Regions from separate parts of the Homo sapiens genome. Here region 1 is linked to region 2. A link is an interaction called in ENCODE POLR2A ChIA-PET data of the cell type or tissue named here. Cell type or tissue: A673. All regions are shown on one strand. Links, peaks and the distances in the headings refer to the core of each region. The heading gives the core; the rest is flanking DNA.

Region 1 (6,218 bases), core at 1,318-3,817, 290 kb before region 2:
ACCTTTGCTGAATTTCTCCTCTGCCCTAGTCTGTTTTTCTTGCTTACTCTCATAAATTTTTCTTTTGAACACATATTACTCTCAACAAGTCACCTGCACAAGAGCACCTTACCCTTGGGTCTGCTGCTCCAGAATTCAGCCCAAGATAAAAAAGTATTTCGATATGTTTATATTCCTCCTCCTCTTCCTCTTCCTCCTCTTCTTTCTTCTGCTCCTCTTCCTCCTCCTCTTCATCTTAATAGATGCTATGCACGAGGTATTATGAGATAGTTCACGTATCTTCATCCTTATCATCTTCCATTTCTATCCATTAGTACATGGGGCTTCACAAGGATTAAGAAACTTGCCTGCTGTGTTATGGCTGATTAGTGACAAATAGGGGGTGCATTAGGCATATGTTTTAAAATAATTCTACACATAAACACTGCAAAAGAGCTTTGCCAGCTCCAAAGTGCTCGACCCATGAGCCTGTCATTTTGCCTTCTGACAAGGGGGCACAGATTTAGCTAAAAATGAATGTCACATGGTGTTTTCCCCAAGCATGCAGTGATGTATCTTCATCGCTGTTTTGATTGAAATGCTGTGCAAAGATGATTTCTAAAGACAAACATCTGTTTTGAGCACAGAAGCAAAAACACCTGGAGCATGTATTGTATTATAGATGCATTATTGTGTGAGTATGTACCTGTGTGTTCATGTGTTGGACTCTTGCAATATGCATTGAAAACTTAGCAAGGTGTAAGAGGTCACAACTGAATATACTTGTTTGTTGACAGAGTTAAAGTCCCACCTGGTGCCCATTTTTCCACACTCAAAAACTACAGTGTGGTTGTTTATAGAGAAGGCACCCAGTAATTAGTTTTGTAGGCTGAGCCAAATTTTTGGTTTGCCTGATTATTTGCTGGAGGGCTGAAGGTACAAAATATATCATTACATTTGGGCTCCCAACCACCTAATTTAATTCACCCATGCAGAAGTTGTCTTGCTCGAATAAGAAAATAAATGAAGCTCAAGTCACCTTCTTGCCCTTGTGTTGTTTATTTGAAGGGTCATCTCTACCTTTATGATCCGTGAACATCTAGAGTAACAGACACACTAAATTTCTGAGGGAAGCAAGCTTTTAATATTTCTAAATTCTAAACAACCATACACATTTGTCTATGTTCCTGGACCAACAAATTTGTGTCTGTTTTCTGCCACGTTTGATCCGATACTATTATATCTGTATTTTGAGAAAGGTAATTTTTTTTTATAATGGGAGATAGAGTTATAAGATAAACCCATTGTAACTCCTGCCATTATTTCAAGGATAGAGCATTCTAGGTTCAAATCATCTAATCTAGAATATCATTTCTCTTGGTCAAAGTTGGACGGAACCTCGTTAGTCTCAAGATATGTATTAGTCCTGCCAGGCAACACCGGCAGTCTGAAAAGATTGCATTTCATTGACTGAATGGTGGCCTCTGCCAGCCTTGCCTGCGAGAATCATTTAGCACTGCCTCATAAATAAATGCAGACTGCCGCTTTCCCCAGGGCAGCCTCTGTGGAAGGACTGGACTTCAGCAGCAGCAGCTGCAAATCCGAGCTCACTCTCTGCTGAGTCTCTGCAATTTGGGTGGCTGCTAGATGAGTCCCCAGCTCATTTTCTCTTTCCAGAGTGCCTGAAGAGGAGCACATTTCTCTGCATGCAGAAGCTGGGTTACTCTCTGCATGTCCACCTCAATTTCAAAGACCACTGAGAGCCTCTCAGTTGGAGGTGACCTCAGAACCCTCCAGACGACTTCTGGTTCCCTATAGTTAGGTGAGACTCTCTCAAGCCCTCTCTAACTTTGGTAGAAATTTTTCTATACCACTCATATGCCAAGGAATTAGATAATTATTTTGAAAATAAATTTTCCGTGTATAGCTGATATAGGTATAGCTAGTACATACGTAGCTAAGTATGTATAATTTTATATAGGAAATTTATTTTAAAAATAGCTAATATATATGTAATTACATATAACTAATATATGTAGCTAATATATAAGTAATTACATATAGCTAATATATACATAATTATACCTAGCTAATATATGTAATTATACATAGCTTATATATGCGATTTTATATATAGCTAATATATATGTAAATATATAGAGCTAATATATGTAATTATATATAGGTTATATATGTAATTATATATAGCTAATGTATATATAATTATATATACCTAATATATGTAATTTTATATATAGCTAATACATATGTAACTATATATAGCTAATATATGTATATATAACTAATTTGTTTGCAATTATATACAGCTAATATGTACGTAGCTAAATATATGTAATTTTATGTAGCTAATATATAAAAATATATAAAGCTAATATATGTAACTATATATAGCTAATATATGTAATTATATATAGTTAATATGTATACAATTATGTATAACTATTATATATGTAGTTAATATGTATGTAATTCTACATAGCTAATATATATGTAGCTTCTATGTATAATTATATAGTATAATTACATATTTATTATTACTTAATATATAAATACTTAAATATCATGTTATAATTACATATATATTATTTTATGTTATAATTATTAGAATATGCGTAAAAGATCAGAGAGGTAATATATTTAACAGATATCCCAAGAATTATATAACCTGTTGTACATTTAAAACTTGTCTTTCATTAAGCAAAAAGATGTGAGGTCTTTTTCCAGAACATCTTTTGTGGTTTTTCAGATGGACAGACACTGAGGAAATCGTTTCTCACTAGGTGGGCAGATAGAATCAGGAATATAGACAGGGCATGGAAGCCTGACCAGAAAATATCATGGCATCAGTTCAACGCATCCCAAAAACTCACTTAAAAGCCAAAGGCAGGCCGGGCGTGGTGGCTCACGCCTATAATCCCAGCACTTTGGGAGGCCGAGGCAGGTGGATCACCTGAGGTCGGGAGTTCAAGACCAGCCTGACCAACATGGAGAAATCCCATCTCTACTAAAAATACAAAATTAGCCAGGTGTGGTGGCACATGCCTGTAATCCCAGCTACTCGGGAGGCTGAGGCAGGAGAATGGCTTGAACCTGGGAGGGGGAGGCTGCAGTGAGCGAAACTCCATCAAAAAAAAAAAAAAAAAAAGGAAAGAAAAAAAAAAGCCAAAGACAAACAAATCATCTGACAGCTGCAAAGAAAAGTGCAAGTCCCTATGTTTTGTTTTGTTTTTCATTCTATTTCCAGAGGTTCTTCTTTCCTGTCTTCCCTTCCCTCTCATCCTTTTTTTTCATTCCTTCTCTCCTTCCTCTCAATCTGCTTGAAAAAAAAAGGATTTTTGTTCACTCAGCATAGTTTCGTATGATTTTTAGCTGCTATGCAAAATTATTCAGAATGAGCAAAAGTCCTTTTTTTTGCTCATAATGAAAACATAATAATTATGACCCTTTGATAATTATTTGATTGTGATGATGGTAAGGGAAAGAATGTAAAGGAATGTCAAAACACTTTTCGAGAAGCCTGGGATAAACTTCACATTTTCCATATTCAACTTAAGCCCGCTTACAGGAGAGCATTTTTGATAATAAACGTTAACTTCTTTGCAAGGAAAATATCAATTTTGTTCTTTATTTTGCTTTAATAGAGTTCATGTTCATGCTCATGTTTTTGCACTCTGGAGCCGCGGTGGATCGTGGATTGTATTCCAAGCAGACAACTCTTCTAAAGGGATGTTTAAGTGCTATGGAATCTTGAATGCAGGATCCAAAACCTGCCTGATGGGAGACAGCTGGCACCTTGAGCAATGCATGCATATATTTTGTCTCTAAATAAACTAAGGTCCACAGACCAGTGCCATTAGCCAACAATTTGAGTATCCTTGAAATCCATCTGGATGCCCAGCACACACATTTTTTTTTAATTTCCATTTTTATTTTGTATTCAAGAATACATGTGAGGGTTTGTTACCTGGGTATGTTGTGTGATGCTGAGGTTTGTGGCATGATTGAATCTGTCACCCAAGTACTGGGCATAGTACCCAATAGGTAGTTTTTCAACCCTTGTCCCCCTCCCTCCCTGACCCCTAGTAGACGGCAGTTCATATTGTTCCCATCTTCATGTCCCTGCGTACCCAATGTTTAGCTCCAGCATGTAAGAGAGAACATGTGGTCCTTGATTTGCTGTTTCTGCATTACTTGACTTAGGATGATGGCCTCCAGTTGCATCCATGTTGCTGCAGAGGATATAATTTTGTTCTTTTTTATGGCTGCATAGTATTCCATGGTATAGCTGCACCACATTTTCTTTATCCAATCCACAGGTGATGTACGCTTATGTTCATTCTATGTCTTTGCTATTGTGAATAGCAGCATACACATTTATACAGGGTCCCAAGAGAACCGTGTGCCATTTGTGTTTCCAGAGCTAGGCAGAGGAGTAGGATGGGGGAAACAGGAATCTAACAATCTATGAACAAGGAGAAAGTATATTTTTATCTAGCAAGGAAAAAAACACATCTCAAAGCCATCACTCCCCTGAACTTCGTATTTTTGCTAACATCACATCCCTTAGATAAAGGAAATAAAAAAAATGTTTAAAATATTGCTATTAGAGTCAGGCTGAATAAATACATCACCAAGAAAGAAAAGTTATACTGTCTTCTGTCCTGCCCTCCAGAAGGAGTTTATACTTTAGAACATAAAACAATTCAGCGACACCTTTCACTTTACTTTGGGGTTCCAAGACAGAGACTTTATAAAATATACTCTCAAACAAATAGAAAGAGCTTCCTGCCCCCAGGAGACATTTTGGCTCTCTCAGAGCCTGTCTCCAATATTTATGAATGACCCTGAAGCTCCTTGTGGGGAGATTGGTAAGTCTCTCTTTGAGAATTACTGAGAGCACACCCCCAGCAGGTAATACCTAGGACCATTCCTGGTAGTTCTGCTTGTTGGTTAAATCCTTCTGCATGGCTTCCCTTGGGTCATTTAGTTAAAGAAATGCCTTTAATTTCTTCATGAAGTAAAATAAATATATCATGGTTAACAGATAATAAATATTTGAATGCGGTAACCAAAGATTAAACATACTCTCACAATTTGAGTTCGATATTGCTATATTACAGACATAGCATCGATGGAAAAATTCTAAACAGATAAGGAAACCCTGGGGTACACACGGATGTTTGATATTTCTCCCTTCAATATTGTGTACTGCACTGGATCGAAAATGTGAATGTACCAGCAATATTTTTTCTCCGTTGGATTTTACGCCAAGTCAAATGAATATAACAGGTAAGTCAGGATATAGGCAGTATAAACATTTGTGTGCAGGTTTTTTTGTGCACATAAGTTTTCAATTCAGTTGGGTTAATAACAGGAGCATGGCTGCTGGATTATATGGTATGATTACAATTAGCTTTGTAATAAATGACCAAACTTTCTTCCTAAATGACTTTACTCACCAGTAAAGAGTGAGAATTTGTGTTTCTCTGTATTCTTGTCAGCATTTGGTATTATAGAAATTTGGGATTTTAGTCATTCTAGTAGGTGTGTAGGGCTATCACATTGTTGATTTAATTTGCAATTCCCTAATGAAAACTGTTGTTGAACATCTTTTCATATGCTCATTTGCCATCTGTATACCTTAGCTGTTGTCTGTTTAAATACTTTGTTCAGTTTTTTAATTAGAATAGTTTGTTCTCTTATTTTAAGAGCGCTTTGGTAAGAGCTTTTGGTGTATGCTGGCTACAGATCTTTTACCGGACATATATTTTGGGTATATTTTATTCTACAACCTGAGTTTCCTTTCAAGTTTTAACAGTGTATTTCATACTGTAGAAGTTTTTAACTTGAATAAAGTCCAACATTTTCTGTCTTTCATAGATTGTGCTTTTAGATTTAATTAACTTGATTGTGGCAATCATTTTACATTATATTTAGATATGTATGCATATACATATGTGTGAGTGCATGTATGTATGTGTATTATACGGGTTTGTGTGTGTGTATTTGCAAATGAGATGATTTTATTTTTGCAGAGAATCCCCAAGATGTAACAACAAAAATGCCTCTGGGAATTAATAAGTGTCTATACAAAGATGACAGGACACAAGGTTAATATACAAAACTCAGCTGATTGCCTGTAGACAGGCATAAGCCAGTAGACATTAAAGAAACAATTAAAGGGGTCTTTGAGAAATGGCTGAATCTAGGGCTGGGGT
Region 2 (6,218 bases), core at 1,899-4,398:
CAGTCATACCTCCAAAGTGGTTTTGTTCCAGAACATTACAATGGGGACTAGCGTTGTAAACTTTAGACACATGAGGCCAAGCAACTGTGGTCCATCAAAGCTTCTGTGGTGACTGCAGTCCATCTGACGCAGGGTAGGAGAGCCCCGACATTGGGTGGGCCAGTGGTGTTAAATAGCAACTTTTATTGAAGCAGCAGTGCACAGCCACAGCAGAGGTGCTGCTCCTTGTAAAGCTGGGTTACGCTACAGGCAGTGCGCCCAGAGTAGCAGCTCAGAGGCAGTTCTGCAGTCATATTTATGCCCACTTTTAATTACATGCAGATTAAGGGGCAGATTTTGCAGAGGTTTCTAGAAAAAGGATGATAACTTCCAGGTCATTGGGACATTGCCATGGAAAGGGCTGGTAACACCTGGGTGTTGCCATGGCAATGGTAAACTGGCATGGTACACTGGTGGGCGTGTCTTATAGAAAGCTGCTTCCACCCTGTCCCTGTGTTAGCTAGTCCTCCATTTGGTCCAGTGTGCAAGCCTCATCCCTGGAGTTGAGTCTGCCTCCTACCTCACATCCATGGTCTATGCTCCAGACCACCACATCCTGGGAGGGAAGGATGCTCAATGTGTCTTGAAGTCTCCTTGGCTTTTCCATGCCCGGCTCTATAGGACATCTTTCTAGAGCTGGACATCGTGCTCCAACGTCAGGAACTCTGCAGTTTTACATCTGTCTTCACCAATTGTGCAGCGTTCGTAGTAGAAACACTTCTCATAGAGCGGGACCACAATCTCAATCCAGAAAATCAGCAGACAAAAGCACAGGGAAACCACAACCCTCCCCGTGGGTATTCTGTGTGCAGGGAAACTTCCAGCCCTTTACAAACATCTACTTTCTCTTCTACCTATAAAACTTTAAATCAAAGAATGGAAGTGAGTGAATTGATCCTGAAACCCAAAATTAGTATAGTCAAGCCAACCCTGAAGACAACAGAAAGACAAAAACAGAAAAAGATATGTAGAAAAGATAATGTAGAACTATAAAATCTCAAATATGATTTTTGGAGCAAGCAATATATGATCTTCTAAACTATATGCACACACATAAAGAGGAAAAAGCCACAAGTAAATATTAAGAAATGGTAAGGAGAGAAACAGTAAAAAATATGATATATTCAGTGACATACTCATGAGTTCACAAATAAATGAACATATTTTAAAAAGTAGATATTCAGGATTATATAATTGGTTAAAATTGATCCAAAAAGACATACAATCTGTAACCCTTTTTCTTGAAATAATATGCAAAAATGCTTGAGAAACAAAAACAAAACAAAAATTACAAACTCTACCAACTTGAAGAATGCAGCTGGCTCAGATGATTTTGCAAGGAAAAAATCTACCAACTTTTTAAAGAAAAGTTTATTCCAGTGCTTTTTTAACAGTAGCAGAACCCTCAAAATAGCACACGGGAATTTTATGAAGTAGAAACGGAATAGACATCTGACTAGGTCACATGTATACAAGCATTTGACACACTCTCACCTGGAAAAGTAGACTTGCTTCATCAGTTGTTTACAGGATGGTCTTAAAACCCCCAACAAGGATGTGAAAAGTTTAAATTCCTCTCTCTCTCCCCCCTCCCTCCTTCTTCCTCTGTCCCTCCTATTTCCCTCCTTCCCTCTCTCCTTCTATTTCTCTCATTCCCTCTCTCCTTCTGTTTCTCTCCCTCACTCTCTCCCGATTCCCTTCTTCTCTCTCTCCCTGTCTCTCCCTCTCTGTCCCCTCTTCCTCTCTTGCTATCTCTCTGTCTCTCTCTCTCTCTGTGTTTCTCCCTTTCTCCCTGTCTCTCTCCCTCCCTCCCTTCCTTTTTCTTTCTCCCCTCTCTCTTCCCCCTCTTTTCTCATTTTCTCTCCCTCCCTCTCTCTCCCTTTCTGTCTCTCCCTCTCTTTCCCTTTCCTCCTCCTCTCTCTCCCTTGTCTCCCTCTTCCTTTCTGTTGCTCCTTCTGTCTCTCTCTCTTTCTCTCTCTCTCCCTCCTTCCATCTCTGTCTCTCCACCCCTCTTCCTCTGTCCTCTCTCTCTCTCTGCCTCCCTCCCCCTCTCTCTCCCTCTTCCTTCCTCTCCCTTCTTCTTCTCTCTCTTTCCCTCTCACTCCTTCTGTCTCTTCCTCTCTCTTTCCCTCTCTCCCACTCTCTGGCTCTCTCTCTCACTCCCTCTTTTCCTCTCTGTCACTCTTTTCCCTTAATTCCTCTCTCTTCTCTCCTCTCCTTCTATCAGTTTTGCTTCCTATGCTTCATATATTTTTGGAGCTCTGTAATGAACTCCGTATACATACAAATTCATATGCCTTCCTGTTTATACATTTCACTTTTTTTTCCAGTAAGTAATGGTCTTCATCTCCATTAATGGTCATCCTCTTCATATCTACTCCAATGAGGGTAGCAGAGTCACTCTGGCTTCCTTCTCTTCAGTGGCAGCGTGGGAATTCTTCTACCTTAATACACTTCTGTCTGCATCTTTATAGTAAATACATCTTTAAAAGAAACAACATGGAGTGGGGTCATGCTTTTTTAAATCTGTCTGGGAATCAGTCCTCAATTTGAGCTTTGGTTCTGTCTTTGTACAATGTGATGTTTGCTACAGTTGGGTTTAAATATGTCAGCTTGACATTTATTTTCAATTTGTCCCATCTGTTCTTTATTCCCCTGCTCTCCCACATGCTTCTGTGTTGAGTAGACTTTTACTATTTCATTTTAATTGTTTTAAAATTTGTTTAGCTATTTCTAATTTTTTTTCAGTAATAAATTCAGGGGTTACAATATCCATATTAGACTGTGAGTTAACCTTCAATGCATTATGCAATTATACATCATGCAAATTAATGCTCGAGTTGAGAAACCCACCTAACGCATTAAATTGTTCTGGGTGAGTGACTGTGAGTGAGTCAGTGACTGAGTGGTAAGTGAATGTGAAGGCCTAAGACGTTATTATACAGGGCTGTAGACTTTGCAAACGCTTAGGCTACACTCAATTTATTAAAATATGTTTCTTCTTTCAATAACAAATGAAACTTAACTTACTGTAACCTTCTTACTTTATACATTGTTTTAACTTTTTGACCTTTTTAAATAACACATCTTAAAACAAAAACACCAAAAATATTTTATTTTTTATATTTTTATTCTACAAGCTTTTCTCTTGTTTTTTGTTGTTGTTGTTGTTGTTTGTTTGTTTTAGAGACAGGATCTCCCTCAGTTGCCCAGACTGTAGCAGAGTGGTGCGATCATGGCTTACTGCAGCCTTGAACTCCTGTGCTCAAGCAATCCTCTCGCATCAGCCTCCTGAGTAGCTGGGACTGTAGGCACACACCACCATGCCCAGCTAATTTTTTATTTTACTTTAGAGACAGGGTTTCATTCTGTTTCCCAGGCTGGCCTTGAACTCCTGGTCTCAAGTGATCCTCCTGCCTCAGCCTCCCAGATTACAAAGATTATAGACATGAGCTACCGTTCCTGGCCTACAAGATTTTTTTCTGTTTGTAAATTAAATTTTTTTTCCTTTCAATACTTTTAAAATTTTTTTGGTGAAAACTAAGACAGAAACACACACATTAGCCTAGGCCCACACAGGTCAGGATCACCAAGACTTCAACAGAAGATAGGAATTTTTCAGCTCTACTAGAGAGAACATGGTTACTTATGTGGACCTATGGGACTGTGGCTGTTTATGTGGTTGGACATTAACTGAAATGTCATATGTGGTGCATAACTGTATTTATGACACTTATTTTCAACTCCTTGTCACGTAAGTCCAATATATAGGTCTTCTCTAGATCTGTTTATATGGACTGGTTTTTCTTTCAGGATAGTTAAGATGCTTTGATTATTACATGCATTTCTTTGTCTCTAATATTTTTTTCCGTAAGAACAATAAAAGATTGAGAGAGAGAGAGAGAGAGAGAGAGAGAGAGAAAGAGAGAGAGTGTGTGTGTGTGTGTGTGTGTGTGTGTGTGTATGTAATTGAGAAGGACCCCTTGGCCTCTAAGAAGCTAGGATCATGGGGTGGTCACTTTGAACCATTAGGAGTTGGGCAGTTTGGGGACATCGTTGTCTTTAATCCTTCCAAAAGCCCTTAGAGTGGGAATTCCAGGAGTCTGGAAAATGTCTTCTCTTTTGCAGCCCTGCTTCCATGGGGCCAATACGTATATGTAGGTGTGTGGGTGTGGGTGTGCACACCCCACAAACAAACCTATCCCCACGCTTTGAACTATTCCTTCCCAATAAAAGAGGGATTTGACAAAAACACACAAAGGACTCAAAGCTGGCCTCAGAGAAAGATAAACAAATCCAAACTAATGAATCACACAGAATTAACAAGGAGATGCAAGTGTTTTTCAATAAAAAGAAGTTCAGTCCCACATATGTGAAAGGCAAGTTAAAAGCACATCAAGGTTTTTTTTTAATTTAACCAATAACATTTTGAAGTATTAAAGCTTCTGATTAGAGGGGAAAAGACTCTGTATGCACTATTAAAATGTGCTGCCTGGTATTTATGTGAAGTTGCATTTCCATTGGTGCCTTAGCAATAGCTAAACAGACTGAGTAATTCACTTTTTCACTGGACCAAAAAATTTAATTTTTAAGAGTTTTTTCCTACATACATATATATGAGACATTATATAGACATTAGTATATTGCATTATTTTTGTGAAATCAAAATCTTGAATCAGTTCCAATGCATATCAAAAATGGCTAGCTGAAATAACTATGAGTGGGAAAAACAGAGCTGAAAATAATCATGGTAGAAGGGAGGAAGGGAAGAAGGAAGAAGGAAGAAAGAAATAATAACAAAGCAGAAAAGCCACATAAACTTAGATACGACATACTAAAAAGATATATTATCCATAACTAATATTATAAAATAATATATAACTGCTATGTATATTTGTTTGTCAATTAATACTTATGTGAAAATTATAAATTCATAAGAATATATGTCTTATCAAAACTCAGTGAAACCTCCAACTTGAAGCACCTCATTTTTTTAGAAAATTAAATTCAAATTTAAAATTCTCACAAAGTAAACAAACAGGCAGAAGATGCTGATGGCATGCACAAGCAAGTGTTAAAGAATCTTATTAATATAATTTCAAACTATCCTAGATTCTAAACAAGAGGGAAAACCACTGAAAACATTCTGTAAGGCTATCGTAACTCTGTTATGGAAATTAAATAAGACAGTATAAAGGGATCTGTAAAGGAGTGAAAGTGTATATTTGATGGTGTATAACTTTTTTTGTATCTTGAAGAATAAAAAGACATGATGAGGTTATCAGTAAGAGATGTTACAGGGGCAGGTGGCACTAAGAATCAGTGATAACCTTTTCCAGGCTACAAGATATGAAATTTTTCGCAAATTTCAATGTTCTTACAATTTTAAGACCACTAGTGAAATTTGACCACACACATCACAACACTTGAGGTAATTTTATGTTATTTACTTTTATTCCTGTACAATATGATAGATAGATAGATAGAATAGATATATAATATATAAACACAGAGATATATGACAGATAGATTAGAGAATACATAGGATAGATTGATGTATACATAGATGTACGGTAGATGATAGCTTGATAGATAAATGATAGATAATAGATAAACACATAAGTCGATACATAGATCAATAGATAGATGATAGATGGACAGATAGATGATAGATGGATAGATAGATAATAGGTGATATATAAAGATAAGTAGGTAGTAGGTAAATAGACACAGACACATTATAGATAGATTGATAGACAGACAGACAGACAGATAAATGGATAAAGTTTTACAATCTGCAGTGTGAATAGACCACTGCTAAAGAAGGTAATTGGTTAAAGAAGGCACTTAAATAAAAGTGCCATAATCAGAATTGGAGTTTGGAGAGAGAATCTTGTTAGGGCCTTTGAGAATATAGATATTAGATAGGCACAATTGACAATGAGAAGACTTGGTTTTCACTTGGCCTCGTCGCCTTTTAAGACCTCCAAACTTTTAATGATCAAGCCCTAGTAGAAGATCCCAAGTGGGTGAGGAAAATGGTAAGAAGGAAACTAGGGTCCCATGGTGGAGTGGCTGATCCGAAACCTGGGACAGGAAATATACAATATAAGCCTGAAACTTGTTGCAATGCCAGAAAGTAAGGAAGTACTCAAAAACCAAAACTCTCAGTGACGGGG

The links. Peaks named below come from ENCODE experiments on the same cell type or tissue, not always from the same donor. Only the 100,000 strongest peaks of a DNase experiment are listed, where the experiment ranks them.
Region 1: POLR2A ChIA-PET joins it to region 2 with 10 read pairs; 2 of 35 experiments call an interaction of 5 or more read pairs at or near these places.

What each region holds. Positions count from the first base shown.
Region 1 is chrX:5,819,415-5,825,632 of GRCh38, reverse strand. No RefSeq gene overlaps it. Among named protein-coding and RNA genes, the nearest start is that of LINC03070, 96 kb to the right of the region's middle. In A673, for the core only: no CTCF peak of the experiment used is centred there; no DNase peak of the experiment used is centred there.
Region 2 is chrX:5,528,317-5,534,534 of GRCh38, reverse strand. No RefSeq gene overlaps it. Among named protein-coding and RNA genes, the nearest start is that of LINC03070, 190 kb to the left of the region's middle. In A673, for the core only: no CTCF peak of the experiment used is centred there; a DNase peak (open chromatin) is centred at 2,904.